Regions from separate parts of the Homo sapiens genome. Here region 1 is linked to region 2. A link is an interaction called in ENCODE POLR2A ChIA-PET data of the cell type or tissue named here. Cell type or tissue: MCF 10A. All regions are shown on one strand.

Region 1 (8,000 bases), 72 kb after region 2:
GTTCAGAGAAAGTGTGGGAAAACCCATATTTCTGCATTGTCATTCGAACACAGAAAACACAGGAGGAAAATGAGCTGTCACTCCAATTCCCATGATGCCTTGCTGCTTAGCATAACTCTACAGTGCGGCCCTGGGTCCACTGGTCCATATTCTGACAGATAATTAAGAAAGCAGCAGCTTTTTCTAGACGGCTCTTCCTCATGATTTGCATTTTAGCCAGAGGCGACCAGTTATAAAAAAAACATGATGGAAAGATGGTAAGAAGCCAATTAGATGGATGGATGGCTGACTGACAGCTCTCTGGTATTACGACTCCAGATTTCAGACTACATAGCCTGGCAGTTTTCTACAAGAACCAACTTTTTTGCAGGTTGGTAAAGCTGTTAAATGTGGGACTATATATAGCTCTATATAATTTTTGCAAAGTTGTACATTTTCCTTAAATAAGCATGTATTCTTTTCAATCAGGGTTTGCATTAAACAAGTTTCAACAATTTAATCACAACTTGCATCACTAAATTTAGCAATATTAAAATTCTAGACAACTTGTAGGCACATTAGCTGTGCCAGTAGAGAAGTGATTAAAAAGCTGAGAAGTACTTTGAGCCAGCAGAGATAAAGTGAGCTAATAATTACAATGTCTGTGCAAATATGCTTTGGAACTTTGAATTGTACATTGTTTGCTTTTAAGCAAATAAAAACATAGACCCTAAATTTCCTCTCCGTCTTTAGATCTTGCACACATATATTTGGTTATTATCCCTGTTCAGGGTATAATATATGCTTGTGTGTCTGTTATTTTAGCTAATTTTGAAATTTTTAAAAAATAAACTGTTAGTGTCAAGCTTCCAGTTTGGCCATGATATTCTATAGCTTCTAGCCAATAGGAGTCAACTCTTCACAATATTTTACAGTTTGGAAGCTTCACCAATGTTTCCTGTGTACTGCATGCCGTGTGTGTGTGTGTTGTGTGTGTGTGTGTATATATATATATATATACTTGTCATATATATATTAATATATATTATATATCAGATACACACATATTAATATATATATCAGACACACACAACACACACATTGTTAAAAGCAAACAATTTGCTATTAGTTCGGCATGTCTTCATTTGTAGTTTGAAATAAGAAATTTTTCTTTCAAATTGTAAAGATACCTCAGATTTGATTTTAATCTTGAAATATGAAGGGTAGGCAATTATTTCACTATACATTGAAGTTCCAGTAAGGAATATTAACCCAAGGCAGAAACGTGAGCATATTTTCTTACTGTGGGTAATGAATCTTCTACAAACTGAGGATAATCATTAAACTAATGGTAGGTCTGAATGTTTTTAGTTGCTTAAAACTAAACAATATACATTTTAAAGTTCCATGTATATCGCTCAAACTACACTGATATAAAAATCCACAACACACATAAAGAATGAGTGAGAACCATTTCTCTTTGTTTTCTTTTTAAACTGTACTAATATTTGTCATTTTGCCCTGTTGAAATTAGATATGCTCAGTATACTAATAACAATTCTAAAAAAATTCTAACTGCACATACTTAAAAAGTTTAAACAATTACTCCTTTAAACAAGTTCAAAGAAGTAATTTTTCTCCCATAGACATAATATAATGCAAGTAGAAATAGAAATCATCCTGAAGATTTTTTAAATTATTTTTAAGGAAATTCGTTTTTTTCAATACCCAAAGCCCTTATACAATTAAAATACTTTTACTATTTAATATTTTACTTCTTTCCTCATTTTCTATTTTAAGGGGAGAAATGCTGAATATAAAGTGTCCCAGTAAAGAAATTCTTTAAATAAGGAAAGTTAAAAAGCTTTGAAACATGTGCCTCTATGGTTGGATATTTATGCTTGGAGTCTAGCAGTTTTCTGTTTTTAAATTCCTCATGTCTTCTGCTTTCATCAACTCCTCATACTTTGTATTGAAATTTATTTCACTGTTGGATTATCTTATTTATTGCACAATGGCAATACATTATATCTTCACAAGGTCTTGAGGAAGTTGTGGGTTTTCAGAAAAAAATAATTAGAATTGAAATTTGAGGAATTGTGTATTGTATACAGATTTTAAAATAACAACTCCTTGTAAATTTTGTTTTGTTTCAAACTATGCATTAAGAGACAATTTTCGTTTAAGGGACAATCTGAAGAGCAATATTTATTGAATTGAAATGAGTTCTGAAAATGCTCATTTTGAAAGTATCACTATATCACTGTAGGTTAAAGAGACATGTTTCTAAATAAAAAACAAAGTGTGTCATCATCAAAACAAAACTACATCTCACCACAAAACTTATGAGGTTGTGCCTGGAAAATGTAGTAAAATTCATTGGAGCCTATTTCTACCATCATTTTCATATTAAACTTTGCAATTTGAGTGACTGGAATTTGAACTTAAACAGTGAAGGGAAGCATAAAGGCAAGTTTCCTACAAATTGTTTTTCTTCAGTATATCTATATTTCTAACGGAATATTTGGTTAAAGATTTCCTTTCCTAGTTTCAAAAGAGAATTATTTTTAAGACACATTATGAAAATGGCTAATATTCTCTTCAGTGCATTTTATACTGCAAATTAAAAACTTAAGTAAAAAACATTTAAGATGTGAATGTTAAAAAATGAAGGAAAAGTTCATTTTCCTGAGGTTTTTTTTTCTAGATAGTTTATAGAAATATAGCTTCATTTTATAATCTTATAAAAATCAAATTCTTCGTTCAATATTTATAGGCACTTTCCATAAGTAATGTAACAATTGACCTCAAACATCTTTTAATAACTTTTAAACCATGTCATCAAAGAATAATATTGTTTATGGAACATTTAAAAATCATGTCATTAAGGAATAATGTTGTTTATGTTGAATTGCTCTTTAGCACCTCATACACTTTTCTAACTTTGTAAACACCCAAATGACCCTGCAAACCACCAGTCATAACACACTGGTGAAATATTTGCCTCCTTTACTTATTGGATATAGAGCAGTTTCCAGGAGCCAAGGGATTACATAAAATCTGCTCACTTTGCTGACTTGGAATGAAGTCTGGCAGTTCATTTACATGTTATTTTGAGAGAGAGAAAAAAAGAGCAGAGAGTATTCAAGGGACAGAGACACTGAGAGAAAAAAAATCAGCAACATTTCTTTGTTATACTATGTTCATAAATTGTGCAGAATTTCATTTAAATGAATGGTTTGAATTATGTAAGAAATTCAACCAATAACAAGGCATAGATACAGAAACCACAAGCTTCCTAAAGGCTGCAAATGTGTATTGATCCCAATAGTCAAACAAGTCTTTCTCTCTTTCTCCCTACCCTCTGAGAGTCACTCTTATATTTCATTTTAAGCACATTACTGCCTGTCTTGTGTAACAGCTATCTGTAAGCTTTTTAAAGGCAGGGGCTGAAGATGACTTGTCTTTTTTTTTTTTTTTTTTTTTTTTTTTTTTTGCTGTGCTAACAATATCAACTTATAGTAGAGTCTCAAAATTGATTGAATTTAATGTAGACTTTCACCTGGCTTTGCAGCCGTTGGTTCTCATACCTGAGGCAGGTTAACAACCCAATTGACTAGTTAGTTCCGTGGGCCCAAGTTGTGACTCAGCCAGCCAGTTTTGCTATATTTCTCAAGCACAAGCAGAGCAAAGTTGAAGCACAGGCCTTGGTTGCCAGATTGGATGAGCAATGATGCTCAAGATTGAAGGAGCAATCCATGTTCTAGTCATCATCATCACATCATTCGATCACTGTAATCTATCATCTGTCTAAGGCTGACCATTGTTAAGCATCTATGCTATAGAGAATAGTTCTTATACGTATGACTTGTTTACTAGTTAATTGGTTAGTTTCAAGGCAATAGTGACTTCCATAAGGAAAACTATCCTGTATCTGTAGATAAACACGGTAGAATATTGGTGATTTCTTACCCTTTAACCCAATTTTATTGAGTTGATCCTTCAAACATCCTTGAGAAGTAAATATTTTAATCCTCATTTTGCGTATTTCATATACAAGGAGTTACATGACTTTCTCTAGGTCTGATATCTAGTGTGTGGCAAAATAAAATTTGAGCTGAAAGCTTTCTGATTTTCAAACTTCTCCTCCTTTCATTGTGCCTGACTTTCTTAAAAATAATTAATATCATAATTGTTAGCATAAAAATAGGTTCCAGTTTTATTGTATGCATTTCTGGAGAAAAAAACTTATGAATAAGAAATTAGTAGTGTTGTGTACCTTTGTACATGAGTAGCAACTTTATTTATTTTAATTATGTTATTCTCATGTTCTCAATACAAAACAAAAATTTTCTTATCATCTGCAGAGTTTTGACTTGCTAAATAGGTAAAAATATTTGGACACTAATCTTGTTTATAAATTTAATTTAGGGAGGTAGAAGAATAAAAGTAAGAGAATAAAATCATAAAGTCTGTACCTTTCTGGATCTCAGAATCTGTTAGAAAAAAACACAAATAATTCTAATACAATACTTGATACACACATTATAATGTCTTTGTGCTCAGTCTTGTTAAGTGATTACACTGACCAGGATAGGAAAGAGAACACTTCAGTTAAGAAGAACAGCATGAGCCTGAAATATGAGTGAGAGTGCCAAATTATCGCAAGCATCTAGAGCATAGGGTGAATGCTATGAGGGAGGCTTGTCGGGGGATGACTATGTTGAGAAATAATCCTGGAAAATCAGGCTGGGACAAAATAAAGGAGTCGCTTTCTTACCAGACTAAGAAGCTTACACTTACTTCTAACGGAAATTCATCTCCGAGTCTCACTAAGATGTGATCAGATTTGTGAATTGGGATAATTTTAAAAGCAAAATGGAGCAGGGATGGAAAGTAAAAAGTTTGGTGACAGAGAGACCAGTGTGGGGACTGCTTCAGTGACAGGAATGATGAGTAACTGAGCTAAGACTGTGACAGTGAAGTATAGAGATGAAGGTTTTATTACCGGCCAGCCCCAGTTGGTAGCATATCAAAAACACCTCAATTCTTTGCAATTTCCTGTAGTTTTCTAACACTGATAACAGCTTTACTTTCATTAGATTTAGGCCGTAAATCTGCTGGTAATTGCCCAATTTGATTGTTAAGCATAGTTCTCTGTCACCAGTGAAGAGCTGGAGCAGAAGTAGAAAATGTTCAAGTATTTTCTTCTTCTAGGGAAACAGTTCATTATATTAATATTAATTTTTTCTATGTTTATTTTTTCAACAGAAGGTCATACATATGCTATTGGAGAGTTCACAGCTAGCCCCTCACTACTCAAATTGTGGGTGTTATTGCCAGACTGCGGAGATGCACAAGAATTGACTTGAGAAGCAAGGAGATTATTCATGCTCCTGCACACTCTGTTATCTCTGGGAGCTCTTAATCAATGCAGGGTGAGAGCCAGTTAGCATGACTGAGGTTAGGGTAAACGGGCTGTTCAGGGAAAGATAAATTAAAATGTGATTATTATTCAAATTGGAATATAGAGAACATAATCCATGATGGAAGAGAAGGAGAATAATAGAAATAAATAAAAATTTACCTACTGAATCACTTGCTCTATTGAATCTAGTCCTTGAAATTCCAAAGACATTATAATATGCTATGACTAAAGGGAATGATTTGGGAGATTTATACTCTATCTTTATTGGCTCCTGCAGATATGCTGAAATACAAATTCTCACATGCTGGAAATGTCTACTAAATGTACCTTGATATACAAATTAAATTCTCCTATAGAAAACTGTACTGTACTCAAAAACCTATATACAAATAAAAAGACTAAATTCTAAATAACAGTTGATGGTTCCGTGATTATGAAGAAATTCTAGTCATAAACACCAGAATTTAGGTTACAACTTTGGAGCTCATTAGGTCTTTAATAATGTAATTTACCGAAAAGATTTTGAAAATACTTTGTTAATATTTAAAAGCATGATTTCCTTATTTAATAATAATTTATTCTACAGCTAATTTGAAAAAGTGTTAGTCATAAATGTGTTTACTTTGTCTTGTTCTTGAAGATATTGCTGCTAATGTAAAAGACCAGTGATTTAAATTCATGTATGTCTTAGTTGCATGAACCATTTTACTTTATTTTTCTTAGATTGTGCCTATAAACTTCTATATCTTGGTGAGCTTCTCTTTTTCCTAAAAATGTTACCTACCATGTGTTTTTATTCCATATTTTCATCATATAGTTTGACCTTTTCCTTCACAATCTAGTTTCTAGATAGTTATGTTCACTACTGAGATTTCAGCTGTCTCTGGCATATGGCCTTAATGTTAGATAACTTATAATCAGCAATTACTAGAACTGATAACAGACCATGGAAATTCAGATAAATCTTGGGGAATTATTTTTAAAAATACCTTGACATTCTCTCTCTGGATAGATGCATTCACATACATTGCTTTAGCTTCTTTTCACTTACAGATATCCGGGTCAGAGCAGATAAAATTCAAGCCGCCATGAACATGCTGTGCTTTGCTGTGCTTCAGGGGAGAACTTCCAAACCACCTTTATTCAGAACAGCAAAATACCTGTGGTTTAGGCTCATCAACCATTGTCTGTCTTTCTGCTCTTCTCTCTCTAGAGATAGTAGAGAAAGCTAGGCTGCCACATAAACACTTCAACTTCAGGGAAATTGGAAGCTATGAAGTACTTCAAGCATTACAAATTCACCCCTTCTGTCTTGTTTTTCTATCTCCCTTCTTTTTTCCCTCCTTTATTGTCATCTGTCTTCAAATTTAAATCTTGAAAATTAGGGAATATTTACATTGATAGAAGTCTTTGAAAATATCATTTTTATTATTAAGAAGCAAAATATAATTTTGTACCTTTCAGTCAATATGAAATGGCCAATTATGTTTAATTTTACAAACTGAATAAACCTTATATAAAAAATGTGAACTATGAAAGGAGCATGGCATTTATCATTCATTTTTTGCAATGCTTTAATTTAAAAGTAAAAGTATTGCTGTAAAATATGTGGTCTTTCAAAATGATGAATTAATTCACTTGACATTTTTGGTGTTGTTTGAAATTACTTTCAGGTGATGCTGTGATATTAACTACTACATGTTCTTTGATATATAACACAAGAGATCTTGAACTTATTTTCATGATACCTAGACAGACCCCTTTCTGTTCATGATGGCTAAAATATCAAGTTTTTTTCCCCACAGATCATTTAATTTTTTATATCATGAGTATATTACAATATTGCGGTATTCATCAAACTTGAATAAAATTTTTACCCATTAAAAAATAACTAATTCTCAAAGATGTTCAATTTTAACATGAATCATTTTATTTTAATTAAATATGTGTAAACATAAAATTGGTACAAATTCTTTATGATGGATACTATTATACAACTCTAAAAGCCAAATAAATTTATATGTTAAATGCAAGTGAATTTACAAATGAAAAAATAGAAACAAGAAAATTTATTTTATATGACTGAAGAAGTCACTTTTCTGCAAAACAATTGCTGCCAGCAATATGAATATAACACAGCTATCACACAAGATCATGCACTGAATCCTATGTGATAATGTAATTCTCCCACTACTTTCTTTCCATTTACATAAAAGCAACAATAACAACCAAAACTTCTAGTTCTTATCATGTGTCTTAATATTATTTCTCCTTCATTTGTTGTAAGAAATTATTTGCATATTAAATGCTTTCTGTTCTATGCTTTTCTCATTAGCCCAAGGTCATTGATAAAGTATTCTTTTTCTCTTTGTGACTGTAAGCACAAATGAAAATACGGATACTGAAATTGCATGGCACTAGCAAATCATGAAGGGGCCATTAAAATGATCAAAAATGTAAAGATTTTCTAGATTATCATTTTAAAACCTAAAACCTCCCAAAATATAAAATTTTGTTTAGATTTTTGATAGCTCCTGAGACACATTATTTGAACCTCAGAGACATGTTTACTCTTGAGAAACACTAGAGAGAG
Region 2 (8,000 bases):
CTCTAGACGTTGCCTGATGTTCCCTTGAGCACAAATTCACTCCTCTCTGAGAACCACTGGTCTAGTGATACTTCGATATTTCAATAATTATTATTTCTGCCTTCAAATACATTGTTCAAGTCCAATCTGTCTGAAGTCTCTGATCATTACTTTCAACAAAGTAAAATCTCTCTCCATTTCTGTCTCACATCACTTTTTGTTATGATATTATTTTAGATTCACAGAAGAGTTGCAAAGTTGGTGGAAGCCAGCTTCCACTTATGTTATATATTGCATAAACTTGGTAATGTTAATTAAGATTAACGAATTAATGTTGATGTAATAGTATTTACTAAGCTATTCAGATTTTGCCAGTTTTCATACTTGTTATTTTTGTCTGTTTTTCACTATTGTCTTTATTATCTGTTCTGGAGTCCAATCTAAAATACCACATTACATTTTTGTGAAATGATGTTTTAATCCCTATGTTATTATCATATTTTTTATCAAGAAACAACTTATGTCTTCTCAAATTTGTTAGTATAAATCCCCACAAATATTTGCATATTACCTGGTAAAATTGTGACCCAAAAGTGCAGAATAAAGAAAAAAAGTTGAATCTTCATGGTAGAGAGTTTCTTAAAAAAAGGGGGCAACAGACCTCCTTTTTCAAGTCAGTTGTTTTGAAATAAGGAAACAGAGATCCCTTTTATTTGTGGATTCTCCTGGGAAGTACTTTTAACCACTGAGGCTTATCAAGAGCAAGAACATTTGTATGCTTGGTTGAATAGTGCCACCCTCAAAGAACATGAACTCAAAAAGTATTATTAAATTTTTCTCATAAAAGTAAAACCTGCTGTGTAACCTTAACTAGACTTTCATGAAAACAACACAGTTTTTAAGATATTTTATTTATAGGGGATATGTGTTTGGATTGCTAAATGTTATAGTAATCATCTCCTCTATTCTATGTTATATGTAATATTAAGTATTCTAATGCCTTAGTATAAAATTGTTGAATGCCTGAATCATAAGATTTTAGAGAAAAAGTTTCCATTGAGATCAGTTTTGTTTTGCTGATAAAACAATGAGAACCAGGGAGATTAAATAACTTTATTTCAATTAATATAATATGCAATTATTTAAATAATCAGTAAATTCTGGATTCACTAAAAATGTGAGAAATATTCTATATGTCTTTTTTTTTTTTTTTTTTTTTTGAGATGGAGTCTGGCTCTGTCACCCAGGCTGGAGTGCAGTAGCACCATCTCAGCTCACTGCAACCTCTGCCTTCCAGGTTCAGGTGATTCTCCTGCCTCAGTCTCCTGAGTAGCTGGGATTACCGGTGCCTGCCACCACGCCTGACTAATTTTTGTATTTTTAAAAGAGATAGAGTTTCACCATGTTGGTCAGGCTGGTCTCAAACTCCTGACCTCATGATCCACCCGCCTCGGCTTCCCAAAGTGCTGGGATTACAGTCATGAGCCACCATGCCCGGCCAAGTCTTTGTATGATTCATAAATTTTCTATAGTCATCTGATTTCAAAATTTCAGGTTCAATGTTTTAATTCTGTTTATGGAACTGAAAATTTCATATCTGATCTAAATTGCATGCTTGCAAAAACTATTATTTTGGATATGTGAGAAAGAGCTGGAAGTTTTGCCCAGTACTCAGAAGCTGATGCTATAAAGAAAAACAATTGGCCAGGTGTGGTGGCTCACACCTGTAATTCCAGCACTTTGGGAGGCTGAGGCGGGTGGATCACCTGAGGTCAGGAGTTCTAGATCAGACTGGCCAACATGGTGAAACAACCCCGTCTCTACTAAAAATACAAAAATTAGCCGGCCATGGTGGCAGGCACCTGTAATCCCAGCTACTCAGGGGTCCAAGGCAGGAGAATCACTTGAACCTGGGAGGCAGAGGTTGCAATGAGCCAAGATTGTACCATTGCACTCCAGCCTGGGGTAAAAGAGTGAGACTTCCTCTCAAAAAAAAAAAAAAAAAAAAAAAAGAAAGAAAAAGAAATCAATTAATCAATTATTTCCTACCACATAGTTAATTTTTAAGACAGTGGTTCCTAAACTTTAGCTGCATCAGAATCCCTTAGAAAGCTTGCTAAAATCAGATTGCAGTGTCCCACCCCCGGCATTTCTGATTTAGTAGATCTGGAATAGGGACTAAAATTTGCTTTTCTAACAAGATCATTGAATGCTAATGCTGCTGAAAGGGACCACATATTAGTCTAGGAAACCTAACTCATTCATTCTATAATGTCTAGGAAAAATGTTTCACAGAGTCATAGAATCTGCAGCATACATTAATAAAGAATTAAAAGCTGCTTAGAGTTTCTAATCAAATATACTCACATTACTGGTGAGAAAAGTAAAATCAAGATAGATGAACTTATTTACCTAGTAATTGTTATCCTTTGCAACAAATGCTTCATATTATAAAATAAAAATAACAACTTTTGGACTAAATCAATTATGGGGAACTTGAGTTATCTATTTCCTTTCTGGGAAAGAAAAGAAAAATTGAGAATGCAGCATTAGTTGATAGGAGGAAGACCACTTCAGTATATCACTATGCAACACTTAACTCAACAAATATTATTGAGCACTAAAATTAAGAGTTCAGTTATTGATTTCAAATTGATTTTGAATTGATTTCATCTTGTTGCAGTCAGAAAACATACAGAAGACTAAGAAAGGATTCCTATGAATAGAAAGTACTCTATTGACAAAGGTTAAAAAGAAAAAAAAAAGATAACTGTATCTCTAATACAGAGCATTTATCCCTTATCAATTGGTTTTGCTATTAGAATGGACAAAGATATCCTATGCAAAAGAAAACTGGAGAGACTAAACTGACATAACAGAAAATAGACTTTAAGAAAAAAATTGTTACCAGAGACAAAGAATAACATTGGATAATAGTAAAATGGTCAATTCATCAAGAATATAGAGAAATTACAAATATTTGTGTACCTAACATTAAAGCTCTGAAATGCAAGAAGTAATACATGACAGAATTGAAAGGAAAGATAGATAGACAATAAAAATAATACTTGAGGTCAATAATACCCCACATTCAATAATGGATGCAAAAACTAGACAGACCAGTATGGAAACAGAAAAACTTTAGCAACCTTGTACGCTAACTAGACCAACAGATACTTGTAGAATATTCCATCTATCAAAAGCAAAATACACATTATTTTCAAATGAATATGGAACATTCTCTATGATAGTCATATATTAGGTCACAAAACAAGTGTCAATATATTTAAAAATTGAAATTATACAAGGTACCTTCTTTGACTACAATGGAATAAATTTAAAATCTGTAACTGAAGAAAAATAAAAAAAATTTACAGATAACTGAAAATTAAATAATATACTCCAAAATAATCACTGGTTCAAAAGTAAATCCAAAGATGAATTAGAATATGCTTAGTATGAATAATAACAAAAATACAATGTGCCAAAACTTATGAGATACAGTGAATGCATATGAAAATGCAAGAAACCTAAATAGCAGAAATCATCTTGAAAAAGGACAGTGTTGGAGGACTCACACTTCCTAACTTCAAAACTTACTATCAAGAAACTGAGGAAGGTTGGAGCAAGATGGTGGAAGAGAAGGCTTCACTTATAGTCCCCTTACCACCCCCAACTGCAAGGGCACCAATTTAACAATTATCTAAACAAGAAAACGCACCTTCATAAATAAATCAGGTGAGCACTCACAGCACCTGGTTTTAATTTCATGCTGAAAGAGGCACTGGAAGAGGGTAGGAGAAACAGTCTTAAATCACAGATACCACCCCCTTTTTTCATCCCTTGACAGTAGCTGAGTGGTGCAGAGAAAGAATCATGTGCTTGAGAGAGGGAGAGAACAGCAACTGTGAGACACTGCATTGAACTCAGTGCTGCTCTGACATAGCAGAAAGCAAAACTGGGTTGAACCCAGCTGATGCCCACTCATGGAAGGAGTATTGAAACCAGCCCTAGCCAGAAGGTAGAATTTGATTCTTGGCAAGCCTTGCCGCTATAGTCTAAAGTGCCCTGGGCTCCGAATAAACTTGAAAGGCAGTCTAGGCCACAAGGACTGCAACTCCTATGTGAGTCCTAGTGCTGAACCGGGCTCAGAGCCAGTGAATGTGAGGAACATGAGACCTATTGAGACACCAGTTGAGGTGGCTAAGAGAATGCTGGCATCACCTCTCCCCTAACCCCAGGCTACATAGCACACAGATCCAATAGATACTTCCTTCCATGTGAGGGTAGGAGAGAGATGAGTAAGGAGGTCATTGTTTTGCACAGTAGATAGGGAACCAGAGTCACGAGGCCCCCTTTCCGGGCCCTAGCTCCTGAGTGACATTTCTAGACACACCTTGAGCTGGAAGTGAACCCACTGCCTTGAATGGAAATTACCTGAGGGCCTTGGGAGAGACTCTGAGATATGCTGGCTTCAGGTAAGACTTAGCACATTCCCAGGAGTGATGGCTATGGAGAGAGACTCCTTCTGCTTAAGAAAAGCAGAGAGAAAGGTAAAGTGTGCTTTGTCTTGCACCTTAGGTACCAGCTTAGCTGCAGAGGGGTAGAAAACCAAGTAGGCTCTTGGGGTCCCAGATTCTAGGCCTTGGCTCCTGGGTTGCATTTCTGGACAAGCTGTTGGAAAGAGGGAAGAGCACTGTCCTTAAAGGTGAGTCTCAGGCCTGGTGGCATTTACCACAACCTGACTAAAGAGCCCCTGGACTTTAAAGGAACATCCATGGTAGACTGTTAGTATTCCCTGTGGGCCTGTGGTAGTAGTGCCTATGGGATGAGGCTCCTCTGACTGTTGAAAGGGGAGGGAAGAATGGGAAGAGCTGTGTATTGGGGTTTGAGTGTCAGCTAAGCTGCAGTATAATAGAATATCAGGTAGACGTCTAAGGTTTTTGACTCCAGTCCCTGGCACTCAGGTGGTACCTCTGGATACCTCCCCACATCAGGGCTTTAGGGAACTTGCCACCCTGAAGGGAAGGACACAAGCCTAACTGGCTTCACCATCTGCTGATTGTGGAGACCCAGGACCTTGAGTGAACATAAGTGGTAGCCAGCTAGTGGTTACAGAGGGCCTTGGGTAAGACCCAGTGCTATGCTAGCTTCAGGTCTGATCCAGTGAAGTCCCAGTGGTGGTGGCGGCAGAGGTGTTTGTGTCACCTCATCCCCAGCTACAGTTAGCTCAGAAAAGAGAGATACTCCATTTGTTTGGGAGAAGGTAACAGAAGAGAAGAAGAGTCTCTACTAGGTAATCCAGAGTATTATTCCAAATCTTTTCTAAGACCATCAAGACATAGTACAATAAAATATAAATAGAAATAACAAAAATTTAAAAGCAGGAGGATGAAGTTGGGGTGTAGAGTTTTAATTCATTTTATTTTTGCTTGTTTAGTTTTTTTTTATGCAAACAGTGTTGTTACCAGCTTAAAATAATGAGTTATAAGGTTGTATTTGCAATCCTCATGGTAACCTCAAATCAAAAACCATATAACAGATGTACAAAAATAAAAATCAATAAATTAAATCATATCACCAGAAAAAATCACCTCCACTAAAAGGAAGAGAGGAAGAAAGGAAAGACCACAAAACAACCAGAAAACAAGTAGCAAAATAGCAGGAATAAGTACTTACTTGTCTCCAATCAAAAGACATAGAGTGGCTGAATTGATTAAAAACAAACAAACAAAAAAAAAACAGGCCGAGCGTGGTGGCTTATGGGCTCATGCCTATAATCCCTGCACTTTGGGGATCGCCTGAGGTCAGGAGTTTGAGACCAGCCTGGCCAACATGATGAAACCCCATCTCTACTAAAAATTAAAAAAAATTAGCCAGGTGTGGTGGCGCGAGCCTGAGATACCAGCTCTTATTCCCAGCTACTCAGGGGGCTAAGGCAGGAGAATCGCTTGAACCCGTTGCAGTGAGCTGAGATCGCGCCACTGCACTCCAGCCTGGACAACAAGAGTGAAATTCTGTCTCAAAACAAAAACAAAAACAAACAAACAAAAAAACAAGACCCAATAATCTGTTTTCTACAAGAATCACACTTCATCTATAATGACACACATAGACTAAAAATAAATGGATGGGAAAATATATACCATGCCAACGAAAACCAAAAAAGACTGAGAATTGCTATACTTACATGAGAAAAAATACATTTCAAGGCCAAAACTTTATAAAGAGACAAAGAAGGTCATTATATAAGGATAAAGGGGTCAATTCAGCAAGAGAACATATTAATTGTAAGTATGAACCCAAAACTGGAGACCCCACATATGAAAAAAAATTATTAGAGCTAAAGGGAGAGATAGGCCCCAGTAAAATAATAGTTGTGTACTTTAACACCACACATTCAGCATTGGACAGATCTCTTGGACAGAAAATCAACAAATAAACATCAGATATAATCTGCACTATAGACAAAATGTATCTAATAGACATTTACAGAATATTTCCTCCAATGGAGGCAGAATACACATTCTTTTTGTAAGCACATGGATCATTCTCAAGGATAGACCATATGTTAGGTCACAAAAGAAGTCTTAAAACATTCAAAAAATTAAAATTATATCAAGCATCTTCTCTGACCACCATGGAATAAAACTAGAAATCAACAGCAGGAGGAATTTTGGAAACTATACAAACACATGGAAATTAAACAATATGCTCCTGAATGACCAGTGGGTCAATGAAGAAATTAAGAAGAAAATTGAAATTTTTCCTGAAATAAATGATAATGAAAACACAACATATCAAAACCTATGAGATACAGCAAAAGCAATACTAAGAGAGAAGTTTATCGCTATAAGTGCCTACATCAAAAAGGTGGAGAAACTTCAAATAAACAACCTAACAATGTATCTTAAAGAACTAGTAAAGCAAGAGCAAACCAAACCCAAAATTAGTAGAAGATACAATAAAGATCAGATGAAAAATAAATGAAATAAAATACAAAAGATCAATGAAACAAAGAGTTGGTTTCTTCAAGGTTTACAAAAATTTGACAACTCTTTAGCCAAACTAAGAAAGAAAGAGAGAACACCCAAACACATAAAATCAAAGATGAAAATGGAGACATTGCAATTGGTAGTGTAGAAATTCAAAGGATCATTAGTGGTTACTATAAGCAGCTATATGCCATTATATTGGGAAATCTAGAAAAATGAATAAATTTCTAGACACATATAACCTATCAAGATTGACCCAGGAAGAAATTCAGACCACAGACAAGTAATGAGACTGAAGCCGTAATAAAAAGTCTCACAACAAAGAAAAGCCCAGGACTCAATGGCTTCATTGCTGAATATTACAAAACATTTAAAGAAGAATTAATACCAATCCTACTCAAACTATTATGAAAAATAGAGGAGGAGAGAATACTTCCTAATCATTTTGTGAGGCATGATACCAAAATCAAACAAAGACATAACAAATAAAGAAAACTATAGGCCAATATCATTGATGAATATTGATACAAAAATCCTCAACAAAATGCCAGCAAACTGAATTCAACAATGCGTTAAAAAGATCTTTCATCATGACCAAGTGGGATTTATCCCTGGGATGCAAGTATGGTTTAACATACTTGAATCAATGAGTGTGATACATCATGTAAACAGAATAAAGGACAAAAATCATATGATAATTTCAATTGATGCTGAAAAAGCATTTGATAAAATTCAACATCTTTTCATGATAACAACCTTCAAAAAACTGGGTATACAAGGAACATACCTCAACATAATAAAAGCTATATTCAGCAGACCTACAGCTCTCATGCTGAATCTTCCTCTAAGATAGGGAACACAACCAGGAGACTCATTTTCCCCACTGTTGTTCAACATAGTACTGAAGTCATACAAATAGTAATGAGACAAGAAAAAGAAATAAAGACCATCCAAATTGGAAAGGAAAAAGTCAAATTATCCTCTCCTTGTTTGCAGATGATATGATCTCATATTTGGAAAGTCCTG

What was found. ChIA-PET counts read pairs that join two places held together with the same protein. Peaks named below come from ENCODE experiments on the same cell type or tissue, not always from the same donor. Only the 100,000 strongest peaks of a DNase experiment are listed, where the experiment ranks them.
Region 1: POLR2A ChIA-PET joins it to region 2 with 7 read pairs; 2 of 35 experiments call an interaction of 5 or more read pairs at or near these places.

The regions. Positions count from the first base shown.
Region 1 is chr6:50,093,462-50,101,461 of GRCh38, forward strand. It overlaps LOC100505985 (a long non-coding RNA gene), which reads left to right and starts at 147. Exons shown (of 2, transcript NR_187616.1): 1 at 147-370; 2 at 5,251-5,822. In MCF 10A, no CTCF peak of the experiment used is centred here; no DNase peak of the experiment used is centred here.
Region 2 is chr6:50,021,331-50,029,330 of GRCh38, forward strand. It overlaps DEFB110 (defensin beta 110), which reads right to left and starts at 664. Exons shown (of 2, transcript NM_001037497.2): 1 at 551-664. The coding sequence starts at 605. In MCF 10A, no CTCF peak of the experiment used is centred here; a DNase peak (open chromatin) is centred at 4,131.